Linked DNA regions of Mus musculus: region 1 is linked to region 2. A link is a contact called in ENCODE POLR2A ChIA-PET data. All regions are on one chromosome and are shown on one strand. The core of a region is the stretch at or near the end of the contact, and the rest is flanking DNA. Distances in the headings are between cores, read along the strand shown. Region 1 holds the start of Supt4a (SPT4A, DSIF elongation factor subunit). Region 2 overlaps Hsf5 (heat shock transcription factor family member 5).

The links. ChIA-PET counts read pairs that join two places held with the same protein, here RNA polymerase II (POLR2A).
Region 1: POLR2A ChIA-PET joins it to region 2 with 11 read pairs in embryonic stem cell. The contact joins the promoter of Supt4a here to the enhancer-like site in region 2. POLR2A ChIA-PET finds 5 or more read pairs at or near these places in 4 of 5 experiments (Patski and embryonic stem cell).

Annotation. Positions count from the first base shown.
Region 1 is chr11:87,735,052-87,740,658 of GRCm38, forward strand. It overlaps Supt4a (SPT4A, DSIF elongation factor subunit), which reads left to right and starts at 2,500. Exons shown (of 5, transcript NM_009296.2): 1 at 2,500-2,617; 2 at 3,116-3,222. The coding sequence starts at 2,549. It overlaps Rnf43 (ring finger protein 43), which reads left to right. Exons shown (of 10, transcript NM_172448.4): 10 at 1-488.
Region 2 is chr11:87,634,674-87,640,912 of GRCm38, forward strand. It overlaps Hsf5 (heat shock transcription factor family member 5), which reads left to right. Exons shown (of 6, transcript NM_001045527.1): 4 at 938-1,459; 5 at 3,397-3,571. Among named protein-coding and RNA genes, the nearest start is that of Hsf5, 21 kb to the left of the region's middle. Within about 2 kb of position 4,699, at least 3 of the 3 ENCODE cell types and tissues checked have a DNase peak (open chromatin) inside an H3K27ac peak, as active enhancers do.

The DNA of each region.
Region 1 (5,607 bases), core at 1,250-3,749, 98 kb after region 2:
AGGGGGAATGGGATGAAGGCAGAGGAGGCACAACTACAGGAGTCCTCTCTGAGAGGTTCTTGGAGCAGAGATGGAGAATGGCGACATGTAACCTCGTGGGTCTGCAGGGCCCGGAGGCCCACCTTCCCAGTGTAAGCCATACAAAACCAGCAACCCAACTGAAGGTGTGCAAGTGGGAGTGGAGCAGAAAGTTGGCCCGGGCAGCTTGTACCACGTGGGTAAGGGCTGATGGTGCCTCCTGTGGCTTTGTCCCAGCATCCTGACCACTGTCAGCCCCTCAGGCAGTATCCTTGCCTGCAATGTGAAGGTGGGGGCAAAATGGACATGGGATCCTCCTTGGGAACCTTCTCTCCTCAGAGTCAATGGGGAGACTGGCATCCAGGCACCCACATGGGTATTTATATCTGAACCAGACAGAAAGATGCTTGAATCAGGCACTATGTTGAAAAAATGTATTTATTTGCTAATATATTTATCCATAAATATGATCTGGCTTTGTGGTTTTGTTTCATTATGATTTTTTCACTCAGGATAACAATTCCATCTTCTCTATTTCCTTTTGTTGGATTTTTGAGGCCCAGCCTGACTCCCAGTTCACTGCACAGCTAAGATATAACCTCAGACTGGTCCTCTCCCCCCTCCCAATTACTGGGATCATAGGCATTTACCATTATTCCCTCTGGTTTCGGATGCTATTGGTGATATCAAAGCTGGTCAGATAGGGTAGGTTTAAAGCCCCAGAAAGGTCAGAGAGAGCAGCGTGCCTGGTACTCGTCATGATTCAGTCATTTATCTGTGCTGGGCTGCTGGTGACTCTGGTGCTTCACTGACTGACTTTGTGACCTTACAATATTGTAAGCAAATACTGAACCTTGGAATGTGTGCATACACGTGCATGCACTCACAGGAGTGTGAGGGCAGCCTAATCGATACAGCAAGTGCCAGGACAGCCCGAGCTACAGAATAAAGACTTTCAAAACAAACAAACAAACAAACATACAAACAACAAGGGCCTCTCACTTGAACTTGCCTGGAGTCCCTGGGATCTGCCTATCTCTGGCCCCCAGTGCTATGGTTAGAGTAGCAGACCATCAAATCCCACTTATATGTGGTGGGTCCTGAGCCAGCTCCTCAGCAGGATACCTGCCTTTTACCATAAATAAAATGATCCTCCTTCAGAGATGATAGAAGGCTTACATGAGATAGCACAGTGAAAATGTATTCCAAACTGAAAAGAGATTTCCCGGTGCTAGAAAGTATCTAAAACCCAGTCACTGAACCCCATGTGGATGCAGTTTGGGATAAAGCCTAGAATCAGTCTTGCTGTCCCTCAGTTTCAATGAGAAGGGCTGGAAGGACAGAACAGCGGGATTGCAACTATTTATATCCCAGCGCTCCAATTCAGATAAACACAAATGACCAGGCTTTTGCCTACATTCCAAGAGCCTTTGCTCTGTTCACACCGCACCAGACCTCGTATTTCTGTATGGTTTGCTCAGGATATTATCTCGGTGCCATTTAAGGAGACAAGGAGGAATTTTGTGTCCTACACAGTAAGCACATTGGCAGCTGGGGTGGGGTTAGAGTATGAGAAGTGAGATACCTAATCCACAGATGTTCCCATGGAATTATGTCTAAATGTGCCGAGAGTTTTACAAAGCGTAAATTATGAGCCAGGCGCGCAATCGAGAGGCTTTTAGGAGGAATTAAATACGCGTTTCCCTCTATCCAACACGCCTCCCCTTTCCCCGTCGGCACGGCTCAAGCTAGCATTCCTGGGGACCGCAAACGAAACCCTATCACGCTCTCCCAGTTACAAGAAGGGGTGGGGCCTCGTCGGGTTTTTGTCTCTGCAGGCGTCCAGAAAGGCAAGACTCATTGCCTCGAGCCTTAAAACAACCTAGCGCGAAGCGGCGGGCTTGTATTCTGAGCATTCCGGACACTGAGACGAGGGGCTTGTGTCAAAAAGTCAAATACCCGGGCGTGGTGGTGCGCGCCCATAATCCCAGAACTCCGAAAGTGAAGGCAGGAAGATCAGGAGTTCAAGATCACCGTCCCGTACTCAGAGGCCAACTTAGGAATTAGCATTGTCTCAATAAATGAGCAAACAAAATAAAACAAGCAGACAAAACAATCTAGGTTTTCCTCGGGAGTCTGAAGAGCACTCAGGCCAGAGCATTTTGGGCTCCATCAAAAGGCCCGCGTCGCGAGGCGCAGTCCCGCCAGTCGCCCCGCTCCACGCTTCCTGCGCATGCTCCAACCTCCCCCAGCTGCCCCGCCCCTACGGGCGCATCAGCTCCCAGCGCGCGCGCCGTCTTCCGCTCGCTCTCGCGAACCAGGTGACGGGCGCGCGCGCGGCCCAGGTGACCGGGCGGCCCCGCCCAGCGCTCCCGCGGGAGGAACCATCTTCTCCACGGGGAGGGAGGGGCGGGGCCTGCGATGGCCGGCACCGGAAGCGGAAGCTGCGTGCCCGACGCGTCTGGCATTCTGGGTAATGGTCTGTTTACTTCCTGCGGCTGGAGGAACCTGTGTTGTCGTATCGGTGAGGATGGCCCTGGAGACGGTACCAAAGGACCTGCGGCATCTGCGGGCTTGTTTGCTGTGCTCGTTAGTCAAGGTGTCCGTTGGGGCCTTGGTTGTAGGAGCGATCGGGGAGGCGAAACGGGAGAAAGAGGGTGAAATGGGGCCAGACACAGGAAAGGAAGGCTCTGAGATTCGGGGAGTGGGAAGCCCGAAAGCCTAAGGGAGCCGTTGTTTCCGTCCACGGAACGCGAGCCGGGTGGCTGTGCCTACTGGGGGCTGCGTTGCAGTTCTCGGCATAACTGAGCACAAGTTTGTCTCCCCGACAGACGTTCGGTGAACTTGCTGTGGTGGACTGGAAAGACACTAGGAGCCAGAGCAGCCGAGAGAGTAGCAGGAGAGGGTACCTGACCCCAAAGAGGCTAGAAAATATGTAAGCTGAATTAGGGACGCGAGCAAAAAGGTATGAGGGTGGAGTTTAGGAACAGTTTGGAGAGGAGAGGGTGTTGGGTTGTATAGAAAACGAAGAGGTTGGCTTTGTTGAAATATTAAGGCGTTGTTCATGCTCATACTTGCTTTTTTTTTTTCTTTCCAGACTATAGACCAGTTCGAATATGATGGGTGTGACAATTGCGATGCATACCTACAAATGAAGGGCAACAGAGAGATGGTTTATGACTGCACCAGCTCTTCATTTGATGGGTAAGCCCCTTTCACGCGCCTTTGTTTACTTCTGCACCCAGAAAGTTAATATGGGATAGATTTTTGAGGTCATAAGACTAGCTGGTCTCAGCAGTTCTGAGAGCTAGTCTATGTGTCCAGCCCAGTAGCTGTAAACTTTTGTAGTGTAAGACCCCCTTTCGGGGACCCCCGCTCTAGTCTCAGGAGTGTGAGAGCACCCAAAGAAACACGAGGACCCATCTTGCTGTAATTACATGAGGACGTTTAATTACGGAGCTCCGGACCGACATGTATCCCACACAGGAGATAACGGATGCCGGCCACGAGGCTCGAAAGCTTGGGGGTTTTATGGGGTAAGGGGCTTAGGGGTGTGGAATTGAGCATAGCGACACACTATTGGCTTATTCAAACATTAACAGAAAGATTACATGTACGTGCAGGGTGTCAGAGTTCTGTGAGTAGTTGACTCAGTTCAGATAGCCCTGTTATGTCCTCACATTCCCCTTTATCTTATGGTCAAGATGTTCCCAGGAATGTTTTAACTATGGGGCATACCCAGGTTTGTTTTTCTCTTTTCTCAGCCCCAGGCAGCCTCTAGGCTCACAAACAACCAGCAATTTCTGAGTACTTTATATGACTTACAGGTCTTGAAATTTCATCTTTCTTTCAGTAGCTACTGAGTACTTGACATGTGGCTAGTTCAAATTCGAATATGCTTAAGTGTCAAATACATACCAGCAAACAAAGATTCAGGGTGAGGAAAAAGGATGTCAAATGATCTGAATTTTTAAAAGATTAGTTAAATATTGAAACAATGTTTTAGGGTTATTTGATTAAAATAAATATTGAAGCAGGGAAGTGGTGTCGTACGCCTTTAATCCCAGCACTTGGGAGGCAGAGACAGGTGGATTTCAAACCAAAAAAAAAATTAAAAAATAAATATTGAAGTTATTTTCATCTTTATTGTTTTAAGTAGTGGCTAAGAGGACTTTTTTTTTTTTTTTACCTCGAGACAGGGTTTCTCTGTGTAGCCCTGGCTGGCCTGGAACTCACTTTGTAGACCAGGCTGGCCTCAAACTTAGAAATCCGCCTGCCTCTGCCTCCCAAGTGCTGGGATTAAAGGTGTGCGCCACCACCACCCTGCTTAAGAGAACTTTTTTAATGTGTGTACTTCTTCTGTAGTCCTATTTAACAATGCTTCACAACTCTTGTCTGCTCCATTATCGCTGAGACTATGTTTATGTTATGTCCTAATGCCTGACACGGGATGTACGAGGTGTAGATCTTTAATGTTGGAGAGGTGGAAGTGTGATACAGCAGTAGAACACGTGACTACCACATACAAAGAACACATGACTACCATGTACAAAAAGCCCTGGGTTTAATTCCTAATGCTCCTCCAAAAGTGTTGGCTACATGAACGATCTGTTTTGGAAATGAAGGGGTATAGTTTCAGTAGCCTACTCCCTCTTACAGTATCTTAGTGAATATGGTGACTTGCACCTATAGTCCCATCATCTGAGAGAGAGACACCAGAGAATTGGAAATTCAGAGGGAACCTCAGATACATAGTGAGTTTGAGGCCAGCCTGAGCTACCTGAGACCCTGTCTGTCTCAAACAAGACCAGCTAAGCTATCTCAGCAGGGTAAGGCGGCTGATGGCAGGCCTGCTAACCCTGACCTCAATCCCTGGATCCCACAAGGTGGCAGGAGAGAACACACACACACACATACACGCACACGCACACACACACACGCACACACACACTCACACGCCCACTCACCCCAAGAGAGTTAACTACAAAAAATGGGAGAAGAGTGGTCTGGTCTTTGCTCAAGGTAGCAGCATTGCTAAGTTTCTTCTGGTCAGCAGGCCAGTTAAAGACCTCATATAAGCTGGGCTTACGCCTAGTGTTTGTTCTGTGAGAGTGGGTCTGGTGTCCTTTAGAGGAGAATAAAATATTGGGCAAAGAGATGTTGATTTGGCTCCCTTTGGCTAGTCCATTGTTAGTATATGAGTTTACCCTTTCACAAGTATTTGTCATGAACTGTTGCTAGTCAATTGCTGTCTTACAATGTATTTATCAATACACTAGTTCGTAAGTACTCGAATGCTAAATTATTCACAAAGAAAATGAACAGAAAGTAAGCTAAATCTAAGAGAGAGAGAGAGAGAGATGCTGATTTGGAGCCTTTAGCTCCTGTGTGTGCAGATGCGTATTTCTGTATTTCCATCCCTTTGTTTCCTCAAGCCGTTCAAGGCTGACAATGAATGACGAAGCTGGTTGTGTTGATGCAGCCTTCAGTCCTAGCTCTCAAGCTGAGCAGGGGACACAAGTGTCGGGTAGCCTTCTGCTGCATCATGAGACGACGCCCCCATCTAAAAATTAAAATGTAAGTGGAGTC
Region 2 (6,239 bases), core at 3,449-5,948:
AGTTTACAGTATTTACTCTAAACATCTACACAACCCTTGGAGTATATCAGTATATTCAACAATGTCAACTCTTCCTATGTCTTATTTAATTACAGCTCTTTGACATTTTTTATTTATAATCTCAAATAATAAAGTACATATTGAATGTCTACTCTAGTTAAAGCATTATTTATAAGAACATATCTCTGGCCTTAAACTTATGATGATCCTCCTCCTGTCTCTGCTTCCCTGTCTCTGCTGGGATTAGAGGTGTGTTCCTCCTTACTCTGCTAGGAGAAGATATCTTCAAGATAGAAATATAACAACTATTCTGGTCTATTGCTTTATTATAATGCAATCTCAGGAACCAAAGGACATTTGACATTCCACCCATTTCCCCCAGGGCATTTGGGACAGAGTATTAGTGCCTCCCCCTGAGTTTGTAGAAGGATTGATGGGCTTATGAGCATTCTGTGTTTAAAATCTCCTTATTCCTTAAATAATGTATGGTAAATAAAAGTGACATTTTGCTAGCCTTCATAGAAGATTGTAGTATATAGACATTTTGTCAGCAAATTTGGGTACTATAGCCTTTTAACATATATTTTAATCCTGAGAACTAGCAGTCCATGCCTGTCTGTACTAAACTCAACATGGTTGAGGTATGGTAGATATTAAAGAAATGTTACTAATAATACATTTGAAGCTACCACTGCTGAAAAGTAAGTTAGCCTTTTGGTTTTCTCTGTTTCTTTTTGTGATGTTGGTAACTGAAGCTAGGACCTGAGTGTGCTGGGCATTGCTCTATCATTGAGCTACATTCCTAGCTCCACTTTCAGGCTTTTGTTAGTAACTTCAACTTTACTGTATGTAGCATTCATGAACTTAAATGTTACTACTTTCCTCCTTAATTTTATACTTGATTTTATCCAAACAGTACTATTTTCTCTTTTCCCAGAATCCTCCAATGCAATCTTCCTATCCAGTTGAATTTCTGCCTTCTAATTGGCCTTGCAGTGCTACTGATGAAAATAAAAAGACAGAAGTAAATCTAGAGGCTGTCTTTCAGATAGTAGATGAGTTGCACTCCTCCCCTAAGCTGGAGATGGTAAAGGTGGAGCCTGTTGAGACTCAGTGTCCGTCATCTCAGGCTAACAGAGGCCAGCATATCTTACCCAATGCAAACAGCAGCAACCCATCTTCCACCAGTCAGGCTAGCCAGCTGGAGCCACTCACTCCTGTAGGCTCAGATATTACGTCTTTTGTGGTTGGAACAGAACAAGCAATTACCTGCTCTCTACCACAGTCACCTGAGTACATCTATACCATCCACACAGCTCAACCTTTGGAAAATAGCACAATGCAGGAATCTGCAACCATCCAACAAACTCATGTCAAACTGAAGGAGCAGCTAAATCATAACCCATCTCCGTCTTCAGTAGTATTTGTGCAGGAAGGGCTACCATTCAGCACACCGCAGGTAAGAGCACAAACGAGAATACTAACTAAGCCCACAGCATACATTGTTTTTTGCTAAAGATGTTAGTGAAGAGTTTTTCTAGATGTTATTTAATGTCAGTTCATTGTGGTTTCCAAAGGGATCATGTCCCAGTAGTTAAGCAAAAAAAAAAAAAAAAAAAAACCCTCAGAAGTTTAACCCCAGCCATTCTCCAACTGTGATATAGTCTGAAATGAGCCTCTAGAGAGGCGAATTGATTGATTAAGGTCTAAATACTGTTTTTAGGCTGGTGGCACATGCCTATATCCTAGCACTTAAAGAGATGGAAGCAGGAGGATTGCTGAGAGTCTGAGGACAGGCTGAGCTGCATATAGTGACTTCAAGGCCAGCCTGGGAACTGAACCTGGGTCCTCTGCAAGACCAGCAGTGCTTTCAACTGCTGAGCCTTCTCTCTAGCCCCAATTTCTTACCTTTTTTTTTTTATAACATCACAAAATGCTATTAATGACTTTACTGGGTTCATATTTCTTACTAATCTTGCATTACTAATCAAACAAAAACTAATTAATGAAAAGTACATCCAAAGTAACCCCGCCCTTGGGATGCTGAGGAGGGAGGCGCCACCTGGGGATGGCTGATACTCAAGCCAAGAAAGTAAGAAAAATCTATAATTACTGTATACACACCAGCGTAGCCCTGCAGTCCATGTTGACCTGGAATTCACATTTTAGCCAGGAATAACTTGGACCTGTATATCCTCCTCCTCCTCCCTCTCAGGTAATGGAATAATAGTCATATATCATCATACCCGATTCATTTTGTTTGCTGTATAGGGTATTGTTGTATGTAGTTCTTTTGAAAATATTTATATGTATATAATATGTAAGTATAAAGATTTTAATTTTATCTTCTCTCTCTGACTTTGGTGGAGGGTGGTGGTGGGGGTATTGGTGGGGTAGTGGTGGACGATAGTACTAACGGGATGGAATACAGATATTTGCTCCTTCTGGTTAAGTTATTGTATTTGGATACACTAAAAGATATGCCCAGCTGATATAATTTCACTACCTAGGCAAGCATTGTACCACTGGGTTATACCCTTATCCTAAATGCATTTAGATTTCTGTCAATTCATTGTCCTTTTTGAGACCATTAAAATATGTGTTATGATGATATAATTTCAGCCTCATTTTAAGCATTCCTATAGAAATAAAAGCTTTGGTGTCTTCATAATTATATGCAAACTACTGGATTGCATGTCTTGAACTGCACATACACAGTGGTTTCCTTAATATACTTGACTATTGTAGCTCATTTTGAAAGCTGAATTTTAACTTTTAGCTTTATTTCATAATGCAGTTATATTTTAAATAAACTTATAAAGAACAACATGGCAGAAGTTTGTTGTTTTGACCAAGGGTTTTAACATTCCAAAGAACATTTTGGAACCAAAGAAACTCTAACGAGGATGGATAGAGATTTTATAGAGAGTGAGGTATATGTGATTTTGATAATGTATTCAGTACAGAATACAAAACTAGAAAAATCGTGTCCATTCCCCACTGACACCTGCCTATCTGTGACATCCCAGTGTCAACTAGTAAGGGTGTCAGCTTAAACGTCCTTCTACAGTGAAAGGATACATAGTGGCTCTCAGCAATTGTGTTTAAATGTCTTACTATATTGTAAGTCATTAAAAGCATTCAGCCTCATGGTATGCTCATCAGTAAACATTTTAGCTTCGTGTGCATTTCAAGGGCTTGAGAATCTGGGAAACCTATGTCTTACTCTTGAATATGGGTAAATCAACAGTATCAAGGGTAATGACCTTCACAAGCAGGAAAACATGCTTGTGGGATCCTGTCCTTTAATAGGATGTCTTTGATAATATATATTATTAACCTTTAGTAGGTATCTGGAGGTAAGTGTAAGAATAATAAGTGTGTTTAATATTTTAGGTGGATAGCAGTATAAAATGCCAGACCAATCCCTCGGAGAATATCTTGCCTTCAGAACAAATGGGATTCCTTATTTCAGAAATGGGGCCTGCTAACAAGTCTACTAAAGACACAGGTTTATCCACTCCAGCTAGATACAGAGAGCGAAGAAGCAACTCACAAGGAAAGTCCCCTGGTAAGGATGAAATAGTTTTATGCTCTAGAATGTATAGCTCTAAAATGCTAGGAACTGAACCTCGGGATGTAATTCATATATGAATGATATTTTATGTATCTTTATTATTTATAGTCATATTATGTCTCTCATGTTGTTTTATATAATTGTAGTTTAAACTAGTATTCATAGCTACCTTTGAAATGCATATAAAATAGTTGTTTTCCTAACAGTGCATATAAGAACATGAGGTTTCAGAGGACTTGGGGAGACGACTCAGCAAGGAAAAGTGCTCACTGCTCAAGTGTGAGGGCCTGAGCTCCACTCTCTGTTCAGTTAGGGGTTTCTTTGTGTGGTTTGTTTGTTTGTTTGTTTGTTTGTTTTTGACTCAAGTAGGGGTTATTATTTGCTAAATTTTCTGAGACTGGCTGGGCCTTGGGTGCCTTCTTGGTGCTTAGAGCACTCGAACAAGAGGTTACTAGGAGCAGGGGGCAGGGGTCTGAAGCCACATTCCTACTGTGAGGAGCTGGGGGTAGGTGTCTCTGTATTTTTAACTCCTCCTCTCTCCCCAAGTGAATATTCAGCATTGCCAAAGATCTGCCCAGGAAGCAAAGTAGCCTAGTTTATCCAAAGGCTGAAATAAGTGAGCTTAAATAATCACATCACAAAAGGCAGCTCATTGGGAAGACTGAGACCATCACTTGGAAATAAAGGGGGAGGGCATACAGAAAGGGTCAGAGCACAGTGGAGAGAGGATGAGCTGTAAACACAGCAGCTACACCATAGATCTTAGAGGATCAGGCTCCCGCACACACAGGCTTTATAATACCAAACAGTCTATTTGTTCACAATGTTAAAGGGCACCTAGAAATAGCTATAGTAAGGGATTGAAAGTTGTCTGAAGAATGAGCCCAGAAAGGCTGTGTCCGAAGATGGCCTGCCACTCAGGAGAGAGGAGCTGCTGGGCCTTCCTGTTGACCACTGTTTTGCAAAAAGTGCAGAAAGGGTGGTAGCGCTAGTCGTCCGCTGTCGCCGGCTTCCCGGTGGCCGCTCTCCCGGTGGCCCGGCCCGGTCACGCTCGCTGCCTGTGTGCCTTCGTCGTGGTCTGCTCTGACCCCGCTGTTCTCGCTGCGATCATCGCGCGGGCTTCTGCAGCCCTGCCCTGGCCTTGCCACCTCCCTAGCCTCTAAGGAGGCGCGGCCTGGAGCTCCGGTTCCGCAATGCCGCGCGGAGGCGGGGCCTCCATTCACCTTTTTAAAAGCTGAGCCAGTCCACACTGTACTCTAACTCTAGAGCTGATTGCTGGGGCTCACTGGCCACCGGCCTAGTTCCTGGTTCCTGAAGACCCCTGCCTCTTATTCAAGGAAATAAGGTGGAGAGTTGATAGAGATACCTGGAGTCTTCCAGTCCCGGTGTGAATGCATGTGCATTCCCCCTTACACCTCCACATATTCACAATAAACGAATGAAAGAATTGAACCATCAAAATATTGAATATATTAAAGAAAAGTAAAGAATTTAGATTAACTTAGATAAGATGAAGGGTAACTTAATAATCATCTTCAGATGCTAAGGATTTTATTAACAGATAACAGAGTACATATTTATTTGTGATACAAGAAGATTAATGACACCAAAGATAGTGCCTTAAGCACATTATAAATACACTTTAAGGCATGAATGTGTATAAGTGGCATGTTTTTGTATGTGTGTGCTATAGGAGTCTGGTTATCTATTGGACACCGGAGCACTTGTAAATGGTTCTTTGTTTTGAAATGGGCCCATCCCAGGCCACCCTCAGACTCAGGCAGTGATTCTTTTGGGTCACCCTTATTAATATGCAGGCGCATAGTGCCATAATCAGCTTTGAAACCTCCCTCTTAATGACTTGAGTACATTTGTATTTTTTAATCTAAAAAATTTCTAATATTCAAATCAAGTCACTGTACTCTGCTCCAAACATTTTTTTCTTTTCTTTCTTTTTAGACAGGAGCTTACTATGTAGACCCAACTCACCTGGAGCTAATTGTGTAGCCCAGGCTGGCTTTGGCTTCATCATCCTTCTGCCTCCCAAGTGCTGAGATGAAGGATATGAACCACCAGTCCTTGCTTACAATGGCTAATGTAATATTCTCAAATTAGCCAGATGCAGTGAGCGGCTCACTCCTGTAATAGTAGCAATTGGGAGGTTGAAGCAGGAAGACTGCTACTATTATTATAGATGAGGGCTAGCCTGTGCTGCAGAGTGAACCCAGCTCAACACATGAAATGCAGTTACCAATATAACTTATTGGTAGAACACTTGCCTAGAACCACTAGAGAAAAACAAAACCTCAAGTTAAAGGTAATTCAGATTATTGCAATAAAGGCAAATTAATTAATCAAATTAGTCACCTATATTTTAAATATTAAGAACTTCTTTGAGAATTTATTCAAAAAACATGAAGAGAGTACTCAGGGGCGGTCACAGTGATATACATCATACTCCCAGCACTTGGGAGGTGGAGACATTGTGAGTTTGAGGCCAGTCTGGGCCACAAATGAGACCCTGGCTCAAAAACCTTGAAAGAAAACAAAAATGGTGCTCGGACTGAACCTCTTCCTTCAAAATATCTTTTGACTAAAGCTGTCTTGTGAGTTTCCGTGGTTATGCTTAGCTGAGCTTAAACCAGCACCTTCTGGGACTATG